2 separate regions of the Homo sapiens genome follow, and region 1 is linked to region 2. Evidence: chromatin contacts called from ENCODE Hi-C or POLR2A ChIA-PET data. All regions are on one chromosome and are shown on one strand. The core of a region is the stretch at or near the end of the contact, and the rest is flanking DNA. Distances in the headings are between cores, read along the strand shown. Region 1 overlaps LOC112268150 (a long non-coding RNA gene). Region 2 holds the start of TMOD3 (tropomodulin 3).

What was found. A loop is a pair of places that touch in the nucleus more often than their neighbours do. ChIA-PET counts read pairs that join two places held with the same protein, here RNA polymerase II (POLR2A). Pooled maps may share reads with other maps.
Region 1: a pooled map shows a loop between it and region 2 (2.5-fold over the local background). The contact joins the enhancer-like site here to the promoter of TMOD3 in region 2. A Hi-C loop is called at or near these places in 4 of 50 pooled maps. POLR2A ChIA-PET finds 5 or more read pairs at or near these places in 2 of 52 experiments (MCF 10A and PC-9).

Annotation. Positions count from the first base shown.
Region 1 is chr15:52,072,902-52,080,009 of GRCh38, forward strand. The region is part of intron 1 of LOC112268150 (a long non-coding RNA gene); the gene reads right to left. Among named protein-coding and RNA genes, the nearest start is that of BCL2L10, 36 kb to the right of the region's middle. RefSeq lists an enhancer at 4,261-4,340. Within about 2 kb of position 4,215, at least 2 of the 41 ENCODE cell types and tissues checked have a DNase peak (open chromatin) inside an H3K27ac peak, as active enhancers do.
Region 2 is chr15:51,826,106-51,832,594 of GRCh38, forward strand. It overlaps TMOD3 (tropomodulin 3), which reads left to right and starts at 3,548. Exons shown (of 10, transcript NM_014547.5): 1 at 3,548-3,731. RefSeq lists silencers at 3,453-3,607, 3,828-4,107.

The DNA.
Region 1 (7,108 bases), core at 2,965-5,464, 250 kb after region 2:
CACTGCAACCTTGAACTCCTGGGCTCAAGTGATATTGGCTGCTTCAGCCTCCCGAGTAGCTGGGACTACAGGTGTGTGCCACTACTCCCAGGTAATCTTCTAAAACAGGTGTCCCTTTTTTTTTTTTTTTTTTTTTTGGTAGCATCAGGGTCTCACCATATTGCTCAGGCTAGTCTCAAACTCCTAGTCTTAAGCATTCCTCCAAGTGCTGGGATTACAGATATGAGCCACTGTGCCTGGCACTACTTATTTTTTTTTGAGACGGAGTCTCGCTCTGTCACCCAGGCTGGAGTGCAGTAGTGGTGTGATCTTGGCTCACTGCACTCCCGGGTTCCCTCACGGGTTCACGCCATTCTCCTGCCTTAGCCTCCTGAGTAGTTGGGACTACAGGCACCCGCCACCACGCCCGGCTAAGTTTTTGTAGTTTTAGTAGAAACGGGGTTTCACCGTTTAGCCAGGATGGTCTTGATCTCCTGACCATGTGATTCGCCCGCTTCGGCCTCCCAAAGTGCTGGGATTACAGGCGTGAGCCACTGTGCCTGGCTAATTTCTTTATACATCACAGTTGGGTAATTTATGATTTACCAACTATATTCTGTTCATGGTTTATTATCTTCTAGAACGTAAGCTCCATGAGGGTAGGAATCTTTGTCAGAGTTGTTCACTGATGGACCTCAACACCTAGAACAAGACCTGCAAATCATAACATAAAACCTCAAAGATGTGCTAAATCTATTTTTTTTTTTTTTTTTTGAGATGGAGTCTCACTTTGTTGCCCAGGCTGGAGTGCAGTGGCACAATCTTGGCTCATTGCAACCTCCGCCTCCCAGGCTCAAGTCATCCTCCCACCTCAGCCTCCCAAGTAGCTGGGACCACAGGTGCCTGCCACCACATCTGGCTAATTTTTGTAGTTTTAGTAGAGATGGAGTTTCGCCATGTTGGTCAGGTTGGTCTTGAACTCCTGACCTCAGGTGATCCACCTTGGCCATGACCTCCCACAGTGCTGAGATTACAGGCATGAGCTATCATGACCGGCCTACTACTTCCCTCACTATCAGAAAACCCCACCATACATGCCAGGTAATCATATTTATCCTAACACAGTGCTCCTATTTTATACATATGTGTATGTATATACACACATGCACACACATATACACTTTGCAGATATTAAAGGATTGTTTTTCAAAAATGAGAATGTTGGAATCAACATTCTTGTACATACTGCTTTAAGACAAAGAACCTGCCTGAGTCCTTGATTTAGCTACCATCATGCTCAACAGGAGAAAAGACAACGGGGTTCTAAGACTTCTAACAAATGTTAATTTATGTACCATCTGCATTCAGATGTCATTTGGGTTCTATTGTTCATAATGACCAATTAGCATAAAAGAACTATAGAGGTTCAAGTCCATGTTTCACAAAATATACATTAAAGTTTGATGTTATGATGTCTCAGAGAGGACTTAACAAGGACACTAACATGATACTAAATATGTGACTTAGGGTGTTTCATTTTTATAAATATTTCCATCACCAACTCCCTTAGCACTATCTTCTAAATGGCTTCACTATTTAGAATCTGTCTCCTGCACCCCTGCATCACCAGGGCTTTCCTTATCTGTCCAGCTGCTGAGCAGAAAAGCATGAGGACATTGTTTTATTTCTAACTTTTAAGAAAGTGGGCCGGGCGTGGTGGCTCATGCCTATAATCCCAGCACTTTGGGAGGCCGAGGCAGGCGGATCACCTGAGGTCAGGAATTTGAGACCAGCCTGGAGAACATGGCAAACCCGTCTTTACTAAAAAATATAAAAATTAGCCGGGCATGGTGGTGGGTGCCTGTAATTCCAGCTACTCAGCAGGCTGAGGCAGGAGAATTGTGTGAACCTGGGAGGTGAAGGTTGCAGTGAGCCAAGATCTTGCCACTGCATTCCAGCCTGGGCAACTACAGTGAAATTCTGTCTCCAAAAGAAAAAAAAAAAAGAAAAAAAAAGAAAAAGAAATAAAAGCTCATTGTTGAGAAACTAGAAAATGCAGGTAAGGAAGTGGGAAAAATTCCCCAGAATCCCATTACCTGGGTATGATCACTGTTAATTACTATTAATATTTTGGGTCTTTCCTCTTCCCCTCCACTCCTTCCAAGCTAATTGCTTTATTTTTTCATATACAAAAGGTAAAAATCATTCAAAGATGCATAAAATAATTTCCTCTTTTCCCTCCCTCTATATTCTCTCCCCTCCAAATATCCCTATCTCCACAGGTAACCAACGTTAATAGTTTATTATACATTTATCCAGAATTTTTCAAATGTATATACAAACATATATGTACTTATAATTGGGTTATTCTGCTTACTGTTCTGCAACTTTCTTTTCTCACAATACATTTCAAGCATCTTTCTATGTTGGTAGTAATTGACTTTGTTGTTTCTAATGCCTGTAGAGTATGTAATTATGAGGATGCATCATCATTTGTAGAACCAATTTCCTATGAGCGGACATTGTTTACTATCACAAGCAACACTGTAATAAACATTCTTTGTGTGTCTTTGAGCCATTTCTGAGGATATGCTTTTAGAAGCAGAAACTCTGGAACAGAGTTGGTTTATGCTGAACATTTCAGTGGATCTCCCACAGGCTTTTAGCCTGTCTGCCCCAGTGCAGCAGATGGGTTATTGTCAGCTGGTGCTTCTGACCCAGGCTGTGTCACACCCGTCGGAAATGTTGTGCATTTCACTCCTGGATACCAAATTGTCCTCTAAATGGCTGGACCAATTTATATCCACAGTCTGTTTCTCCACCCAAGTACCCACTTTTCCCCACTCTGGCCAGTGCTGCATATTATCAGGGAGTTCATATTTTAAATATATATATATATTTTTTATATATACATATATTTATATTATATATATATTTTTATATATACATATATTTATATTATATATATATATTTATATATGTATTTTCCCCCCAGATGGAGTCTCACTCTATCGCCCAGGCTGGAGTGCAGTGGCGCGATCTTGACTCACTGCAAGCGATTCTCCTGCCTCAGCCTCCCGAGTAGCTGGGACTGCAGGCACACACCACCACGCCTGGCTAATTTTTGTAGTTTTAGTAGAGACACGGTTTCACCATGTTAGTTGGCCAGGCTGGTCTCGAACTCCTGACCTCGTGATCTGCCCACCTCGGCCTCCCAAAGTGCTGGGATTACAGGCTGAACCACCGCACCCGGCCTCATAATGATTCTAAAGAACCCTCTCTAAATATGTCACACAGGTTGCAAAAGTCCATGATAAATATTTTTTCTTGTGTCTTTCACAAAGTTTTTTTTGTTTGTTTCAATGTAGCTCAATCTGTTAATATTGTCTTTTATATAGCCATACTTGGGATGGCCTTCCCCATACCAAAATTATTGAACTAGTCTTCTATATTTAATGTTGTAGATTTATATCTGTAATCCACTTCAGATTATTTATTTTTGAGACAGAGGCTGGCTCTGTCACCCAGGCTGGAGTACAGTGCCACGATCTCAGCTCATGGCAACCTCTGCCTCCCGGGTTCAAGTGATTCTTCTGCCTCAGCCTTCCAAGTAGCTGGGATTACAGGCATGTGCCACCATACCTGGTTAATTTTTGTATTCGTGGTAGAGATGCGGTTTCACCATGTTGGCCAGCCTAGTCTCAAACTCCTGGCCTCAAGTGATCCACCCACCTTGGCCTCCCAAAGTGCTAGGATTACAGGCATGAGCCACTGTGCCTGGCCCACCTCAAATGTATTTAGCAGCTTAATTTTGATATAATGCATATACCATACAATTTGCCCTTAAAGTATACAGTGACATGCTTTTTACTATATTAACAAGATTGTGCAACCATCACCACACTCTGATCTCAGAAAACTTTCATATCCCCTAAAAGAAACCCTGTCCCCACTAGCAGTCACTCCTCAATCTATCCCCTGGATCCAGTGGTCCTGGGTCCCTGACTCTGGTGTCTCTCTGGACTTTGGAGTCCGCTTGCCCTGCCACGCCTGCCCATCTTCCCTGCCCCTCCCTGCTTTCGTGTTCTTCTCAGACCTTGGACTTGGCTTTTTAATGTATATTACAGTGTCCACCCCTCCCCTCTACCCTTGGGAACAGCGAGTCCTGGATGCTGCTTTCTTTCAGATCCAGGGCACCAACTATACTAATCAGCAACTTGTCAGCCTCTAATACATGTTTCTGCTTATCCCTGAACAACTCATCCTGACTCATCCCACAACTGCTCACGATTCAGTCTGAACATGTCTCACTCAGCCATGACACCCAGGAGACAGGGCCTTCAAGCTTGATTCTGTATTCCCCTTCCCCTGATACGATCACATGTAATAGATGCATGTGAAGCTATGGGAAGAAATGAGGTGGTTGAGAACAAGAGTGAATGGTGAGAAGGAACCAGGACTGACCCCTGTAGGACACTAACAGTCAGAGGCCAGAGACAGGAGGCACAGTCAGCAAGGGAAGCCAAGAAGAAGTGATGAAAGAAGTAGACAGAAAATCAGGAGAACAGGACTCAGAAGTCAAGAGACAAAAGTGCTTCAGCCTGGAGGGGGAGGCCAGCAGGATCAAATGCTGCTGAGAGAATTCACATATGAAGCTGACTAAAAGATACACAATGGACTTGGCAACAGAAAGATCATTGGTGACTTTAGCAAACTTCCGTGTCCATGATCAGGTAACTCCACTATTTAACATCCTTTAAGACTCCCCAGTGCCTTTCAGATAGAGTATCCTTCGTTCTGGCATCATCTTTTTTTTTTCTTTTTTTTTTTGAGACAGAGTCTTGCTCTGTCACCCAGGCTGGAGTGCAGTGGCGCCGTCTCAGCTCACTGCCAGCTCCGCCTCCCGGGTTCACGCCATTCTCCTGCCTCAGACTCCTGAGTAGCTGGGACTATAGGCACCTGCCATCACGCCCGGCTAATTTTTTCCATTTTTAGTAGAGACAGGGTTTCACCATGTTAGCCAGGATGGTCTCCATCTCCTGACCTTGTGATCCACCCACCTCGGCCTCCCAAAGTGCTGAGATTACAGGTGTGAGCCACCGCGCCTGACCCGGCATCATCTCTTATCACTTCCACACACTCACCCCAGGCTCCAGACATACTGAGCTACTTGCATGGATAGATGGCCCATTCTCTCTTGCTACCGTAGTGTCCCCTCTGCATGGAACCCTTTCCTCTCTGAAAACTCTCAAATGTCCTTCCTGATTAGCTCAAGTGCCATGTCCTCCAGGAAGCCCTCCCTGACCTCTCAGATTGGGTTGGGTGGTTCTCTTCTCTCTCCCCATAGCACCTTGTGTTGGTACAAGGTACATTTTCCCTTGGGGGTATGTCTTATCCAGCTTTGTTTCGCAGTCCTCTGGCCAGGGCCTGTCCCCCGGTTTTCCCAGGCACGCAGTGAAGCAAGCCTTGTTAGTGGAGGTGGGGGATGCATCCAGCTTCCCTCAGACCAGAAAACTTGCAAGCCAAACTGGCTGTGAGCCACGGACTCCTCTTTGGGTTCACATAGGTCAGGTTTGCTAAGAGACCTGGGCCAGGAGTGCAATTCCTGGCAATTTAGTCCTTGGGGTCATTAGGTTGCAAAATCCCCAGTGTCATCAGGTTGATTGCTTTTCCCAGCACTATCTATGTCTCCCCACACAACCGGCCTTGGCATCTCTCCACCTCTATCTGCTCTCCTGCCCCAGGTCCCTTCCCTCTGCATGCACTCATCTTCCAAGCATCTGAGGACCTCTCACCGACTCACATTTGCTTCTGCATGTATTGGTCTCCCTGGGGTCTTCCCTTGCCCCACAGGTCTTTGCACCGTACATGGGTAACCCTGAGTCTGGTCTCTCTGGTTGGATGTGAACTCCCTGCAAGGACGAGGAGAACACTCTTCCTCCTTGCATTTACGGAGTGCAAACCTCCTATACTCTACCGGCTGAGTTCAGGGAACATCGACTTGTATGTTATCAGTGACCAAAGAGGCAGGCATTAGAGGGCCAAAAGCTTTCAAACCACTTTGAGTGTGGTTCTTAGGCGCACTGGTGGAGCTACACCCAAGATGTACCCATGGCACACTCCTCCCCTAAAACCCCACTCCCAAAATCAGAGCTCAGTCTCCTCCTTGCCCTAAAGCCAGGCGCCCCCTTGTGGAAGAACGCCTTCTCCTCAGAGAGGTCAAGTGCCGCTCCTTGCCTGCAAACCACACGTTGCCCCTGACAGAAAACTCTTCCTAAGATTAGAGAGTAGATTCGCTCTGCTTTTAAAAACACGTAATAATGCATGTGCTTTATTACTGATAATAAAACTGTGCCTATTCATGTCATAAAATTTAGCAAGTGAGGCAAATTATAAAAAAGATCCCATTAAAAAAAATTACCACAACCCTACCTTCCACAGACAGCCACTGTTGACATTTTGGTGTTTTATCTAGTCCCTTTTCTATGAAAATATATGAAATATGTAAAAAATCTACGTATGGGTATACATAACATAGAAGTTAAAATATAAATTTGGCGGCTGAGGCCATGCCTCCTCCAGACCGTGGCTGAGCCCTCTGGCCTTGAACACCCCCCGCCTTACTCAGCCTGAAGCCTTGAAGCCTGCCCTCCCCCAACACCTTGGCACCCCAGCTTCCCTATCCTGTTCTACTTTTGTTTTCTTCAACACTTACCACCTTTCCCCTCTATACAGTTTCCTTATGTATCATGTTTACTGTGCATCTCTCAATCGCCCCTCAATATAAGCACCAAGAAGGCAGAATCCTTGTCAGTTTTGTTCAATGATGCACCCCAAATGCCTAGAATAGCTCGAAGCACACAGTAGGTACTAAATAAGCATTTGTGAGAAGATGACTTAAGATTATATAAATCTGCTGTTTTTCATCTTTAAAAATTATTTGTAAACCTATGTAATCAACAAGAGCATATAATATTCCACCCTTTTGTTATATCATGATTTATTTTACCATTCACCTCTTGTAAGTCATCTAGGCTGATTATAATTTTGCATATTATTAATCTCAATATCCATCATTTATCTACCTACCTACCAACTATCTCTCTACATTCCTAGCTCTGACCAGTAA
Region 2 (6,489 bases), core at 2,298-4,797:
CCCTAAATTATAGCCTTTTTAAAAGAGAGCTCTGTCTCTATTTCAGGACTTTCACAGGATCTTATTCTCCTGTGTAGTCAACCCTCTTGCAGCTGGTGTTTACATCCAAATCAGGTCACTGGCTGGCATTTACAGGTGAACCTTCTGGGTCTGTGTCCCAAGAGGAGAGTAGGAGAGAGAGGGAAGAACCCAACATTCATTTATTTACAAATATTTATTGAATACTTTCTGTGTGCAGGCAGTATTGTAGATGCTAGGGATGGAGGAGTAAACAAAGCAAAGCTTGTTGAGCTTCCACTAAGGAAACAAGCAATATGAAGCTATGTGGTAAAAGTGCTATGACGACAAGTAAAGAAAGGAGAGAATGGCAGGGTAAGGTGGTAAGAGGAAGACTTTCAGAGGTAACATGTGAGCAGAACCTTCATTAAAATGAGGGCATGAGCTAGAAGCATCTGGGAGGAAAATCATTCTCCTGCACAGCATAAAGACTCTGAGATGGGGAGAAACTTGGCAGGATTAAGAAACCTCAGGGAGGCCAGTATGACTAGAGCAGTATCAGAGAGAATATGTGGTAGGAAACAAAACAATCATATACAGATTTGTAGAGGTGTTAATTATGGATTTTATTCTAAATGTGATGGAAGCCATGAACGGTTTGGAGCAAGATGGTGATATGATCTGATTTGTTTTTAAAAGATCATTCTGGGCTGGGAGTGGTAGCTCACGCGTGTAATCCCAGCACTTTGGGAGACCAAAGTGGGCAGATCACCTGAGGTCAGGAGTTCAAGACCAGCCTAGTCAACATGGCGAAACCCCGTCTCTACTAAAAAAATACAAAAATTAGCTGGGTGTGGTGGGGTGGGGGGCCTGTAATCTCAGCTACTAGGGAGGCTGAGGCAGGCAGAATTGCTTGAACCCCGGAGGCAGAGGTTGCAGTGAGCAGAGATCACGCCACTGCACTCCAGCCTGGGCGACAGACAGAGACTCCGTCTCAAAAAAAAAAAAGTCATTCTGGCTGCTAATATAGCGAATGTGTTATAGCAAAGGAGTGGAAGAAGTGAGGAAGGTTCTACCTCTTCAGTGCTATCCAATACTAAGGTATTACTCTTAACATCTCTGGCCCCATATGTGGTATTTAATGTACACGGATTTAAGAGATTCATGTTTATAAGCTTTGTGATAAAAATATGATAATGTATGCCTGAAGAAAGGAAAAAATCCACCATCAAACTGCATTATTTTAGAAAAAGGAACTAAAATAAGATGTATACATTCGTTAGGAAAAATTTGAAATGAATAGCGAAAATATATTTAATATATGCCTAACAGCCCATATTGGAAGGTGAGAGAGGAAAAGTGTAATAGATTAAGTCAGTCAGACACTGAATTAAAAAGTCTCTCTGACCAAAGCAAAAGAAGCCATATTGCAGAGGAAAGTCCTTCTTAAAATAAACCATATCAGCTGGGTATGGTGTTGCATGTCTATAATTTCAGTACTTTGGGAGGCCACGGTGGGAGGGTCCCTTGAGCCCAGGAGTTCAAGACCAGCCTGGGCAACATAGGGAGACCCTGTCTCTACAAAAAAAAAAAAATTAAAAAAATTAGTTGGGTGTGGTGGCATATGCTTGTAGTCCCAGCTGCTCAGGCTACTCAGGAGGCTGAGGTTGGAGGATTGCTTGAGCCCAGGAGGTCACGGCTGCAGCGAGCCATGATAGCACCACTTCACTACAGCCTGGGTGACAGAATGAGATTGTCTCAAAAAAAAAAAAATTGATGAGATTTAGGAGACACATCAGTCTGATCAGCAGTGGAAATCACATTAGAATTTGACTCAAGAGAACTGTGTCTCATCTCTGGATCTCCAATTACTGGCTCTGGGACCTTATACAAATTACTTAACTTTTCTGAGTCTTCATTTTCTTATCTATAGAAATGGAGGATACCAGTTTATTCTTTATAGAGTTTTGAGGACTAGATTAGTTTTGAGGATTAGATGAGATATTACAAATGAAGTGCTGGCCCAGTGGTTGGTATGTATTATAAGTATAAACATTCTTATGAACCTGAATTCTGTAGGAAATTGCTCTCAGAAAGCTGTTATCTCCAAGAGATTGACCCAAAGATGGTATAGAAAATAAAATGCAATGGCCACAAGATTGAGTGTTGACTGTCCTCTAAGTATTTGCAATTGAGAAGGGTTTTTTCCTGGCCAAGCACGGTGGCTCACGCCTGTAATCCCAGCACTTTGGGAGGCCAAGGTGGGCAGATCATGAGGTCAAGAGTTCAAGACCAGAATGGCCAACATGGTGAAAACCCATCTCTACTAGGACTACAAAAATTAGCTGGGTGTGGTGGCACGTGCCTGTAATCCCAGCTACTTGGGAGGCTGAGACAAGAGAATCACTTAAACCTGGGAGGCAGAGGTTGCAGTGAGCCGAGATCACACCACTGCACTTTAGCCTGGGCGGCAGAACAAGACTCTGTCTTGGAAAAAAAAAAAGAAGGGTTTTTTTCCCTTAAAAACCTAAACCATCAGTGATCTCCATTGCTGAAATTAGTGGGTGCCAGTTGCATGAAATTCCAGGATGTTTATCTAACCTAGGGTCCTCCCTCCTCTGAGGGGAAGAAGTAGATGCCAGGAGAGGTTTAAACCATGAAGTGGCTCGCACACTGGGTGTAGCTGGAATGTACCTCAAGCAGGCACGTCAGTCCACTTCTTTGGCTGCATTTTTGAAAGGTGTGTCAAAGTTTAGCATTATTCCTGGGGATGGTCTACTCCTGAAGAGCAGGCCAGGAAAATTCCCAGTAAGTGACTAAATGAATAAATGGAAAAATGTCGCAGTTCCCTCTCCTCAGAGCCTCGCACAAAAGGTAGCCATTACATAGGCCACTGTCAAACAGTCCTCTGAGAGATTCCCACACTCTTCCTCTTCCCTCTAGACTACCCATCTGCCCCAATCCCCCCCTTGAGCAGCCTATTCTGTTTTTTCTCCCACTACAGCAGCCAGCCCCACCGCCTGGTGTAGAGCTTGAAGATGGAAAGGGAAGATAGGATGGGCAGAAACTGCCCTGCAATAGCTACATCATCCCCGAAACGCATACCTAAGAAAACCACTAAGGTCACCACACCCTGGAGGTGACATTCGCATGATTTATGCCTCTCTTGGGCTTTAGATTTTATTCCTTTACTTTTCTATAACTCTGTCATGACCAGTTTAAAGGCCCCAATGTCATGTCCTCGCATTAACAACCAAGGCTACAATGCAAGCCCTGCCATGTGCGCTTCTTTACAAAAGGTCAAAGTAAAAAGGAAATCTATACCAAAGAGCCTCTAGATACTATTTCCAGCTTCGGGGAAGTCCATAGTAGGTACTTCCACGGGTAGAGAACATTATCTTAGACTGGGATAAGGGTTGGTATTCGCAGTCCCCTTCCTACGTTCTGCCCATTGTAAAGACCAGGGTCAGCGTTGAGCCTCGCCCTTCTTGCTAGAACTACAACTCCCAGGATGCCCCGCGGCACGGGAGTGCGCACGCGCGTCGGAGGCGAAGGAGGAACCCACCGCACCTACAGGGCGGTCGAGTGAGGGAGCTGCTGGCGGGTGGGTCTGGCAACTCTTTGGGAGGCCGACGCGGGCGGACCGGCGGGTGCTGGGAACCGAGCCTCGGCTTGCGGCCGGCAGTTTCCGTGGGTCTGTGAAGAGGTCGGCGGCCCCTGCGGGCGCCAGTCAGGTAAGCCCAGCCCGGTGCTTTCCAGGAAGTCCGTCTGCGGGCGCGGGTAGGGAGTCGCACCGGCCATGGTGGCTGAGGAGGGAGAGGTTGCTGCCCGCCGGCCGCCCGACTCCAGGCTCCTTCCCGACGGGTCCGTCTCGGGGAGCAGGGGTGCGCGGGGGCTGCTTCTGCGCGAACGGCCCGGGCGGGGGACGTGGGGCGCGCTGGGCGTCGCCCGCCGGTCTAGGCGCGCGAACCTGGCGTTCCCAGTGAATCACCCGCGGCCCGGGCGCCCGGGTTCGGGACCGGCCCCCTCCCCTCCCGCTGAGCCGCGGCCGAGCTGGCTCCCTGCACCCTACCCAGCGTCGCCGGGACGCGATCACACCGAGATGGCACCGAGCCTCCTTCAAAGGCTTCGGCTTGTTGAAAGTGGGGCGGCGGAGTGGGGGAGCCAAAACTTAGGGCACACCCTTTTTGTGATTGAAATGTGGCTGCCCTTGCATTCACCGGTTTGATCTGTCTGCTCTTAGAATTAAGTTCCTAGCTCCCAGGCAGCACAGCTGGATCCGGCTGGGAAGTTTGTGTGTTAGTTTGTTTTGAGGACGTGACTGTGTCGTTATATTTTTGCTTGCGGGGGATGGTGTGTTTCCTCCGCAAGCCTGCATTCTGATTACAAACAGAAATGGGAAACAGCCACAGTTTCTTTTTTTCTTTTTAATGTTTAGTTAAGAATCGCATTTCCAACTTGCCCTTGGCCTCTGTTAAAACCAAAAGTCATCTGGCAATGAACACTGCAGTAAAACTTACCCCAGGAGGCCATACTTCAACAGGAAATAAGCCTGTGGAGATTTAAGTTAGTTATGTGCAGCCTCCCTTGGTTTGTAACATTTTCATGCAGCTCATGTCTCCTCTCCTTTTCTGAGAAACCTTCAGATTAATTTTTTTGGCAGATTAAATTGATTAATTGGCCCGTCAAAAATATATTAGGCTTGGAAAAATAGCTTTGCCAAGTCTCATTTACTCTTGCTAGTTTCTTCTTCCTAGGCACCTTTTCACCTTTAAGAGTCAGCAATCATAATAGTTACAGTCCCCTTTCTTACACATTCCTACGAAAGGAACAAAACGAATTAAAATGTCCCAATATATTTTAATTCTTTGAGCTTTCTTTGCTTTTGCAACTCTCAGAAATTGTAGTTTGCTGATCTTTAAAATTAGGTTGTTGGACCAGATGACCCCCAAGATTATTCTGCCCCTAAATATCTCTCGTTTTTAAAAGTTCATTTATTTTGCTCATTCAGGAAACACTGGCGATATGCATTCCAAGTCCTATGATAGACATGAGAAAGAGCAAACATGAGTTCTTGAGAATGCTGTAGACCTACTGCTCAATTTTATTTAATCATATTTTTTATGATTAATTCCTAAATTTTGTGGTATATCCAATATGCCAACCTACATTGTAATTAATAACTTCATCTGAAATTAAATAGGTACAGGTCAAATCCCATTCAAAGATTTTTCGTGTCTTAATTACTGGCCCATTGAAACAAAACAGGTTTGGTACAACAGAAAGGCCCTGAATGGTGGAGGGCAGTCTTTTCAAACACTTTAGCATGCATAATTCATTCAGGATATTCTAGGTTTGAAGTAGAGTCCAAAGTCTGTATGTCTGATGGGTGATGCTGTCAGAGACCATACTTTGAATGTCAAGTGTGGGGAGGTAATTTTAGAGGTATTTTCAGGTGTTTTTAATAGCAATTTAAATACTGGTACTGATAACTGATATTAGATACATAATTGATGGCTTTTTCAACTCTCAGTTTTTTAAAATACTGTAGTCCTATGAACTCTAACAAGAACAATTGTCATCATAAGTTTTTCTCCTTCTTTCCTTTTCCTTTCTCTTTGCTAGTTTTTCTTTTTTCTCTTTGCTTTTTTTTTCTCTCCTCCTCTTCCTTCCTTAATTGTTTTCATTCACATTAATTTGGCAATTCATGAATTCAAGTATGTGTCTTGCCCCATTCTGTATTCTGTACAAAGCAATGTTTCAGGCTCCTGGTGAATATGTATAAGACATGAGGCCAGGGCCGGGCCTGGTGGCTCACACCTGTAATCCCAGCACTTTGGGAGGCCAAGGTAGGAGGATTGCTTGAACCCAGGTGTTTGAAATCAGCCTGGGCAACATAGCAAGACCCTGTCTCTACAAAATAAAATAGATTAGCCAGGTGTAGTGGTGATGCCTGTAGTCCTAGCTACTCAGGAGGCTGAGGCAGGAGGATTGCTTGAGCCCAGGAGTTTGAGGTTACAGTGAGAGACAATGATTGTGCCACTGCACTCCAGCCTGCGTGACAGAGTAAGACCCTGTCTCTCTAAAAAAAGAAAAAAAATTATATATATATATATATATATATATATATGAATGACATGGTTCCTGTCTAGGACCTTATTCTCTTTGGGATTAGGCAGATATACTTATGTATAGTCCACAGCACTTGTAAGAGCCACCTGTAGGGAATAAAAACGTGGTAGATATTCAGGAGAGATATTTTCCAGTTGCAGGAGTGGGGAACAACTAAAGTCAATATTTTTTTCCATTCACTGGTCATCTCTTTCCCCAGGCTATACTGTCTATACTGTTTGAATGTATGTGACATATCTACATAGAGTATAGTGGAATTCTGTAAATTTATTTTATTTGGAACCTGAGATGAGCCAGATACATGAACATAATTAGAACCGGATGTGGTGGCACGCTTCTGTGGTACCAGCCACTTGGGAG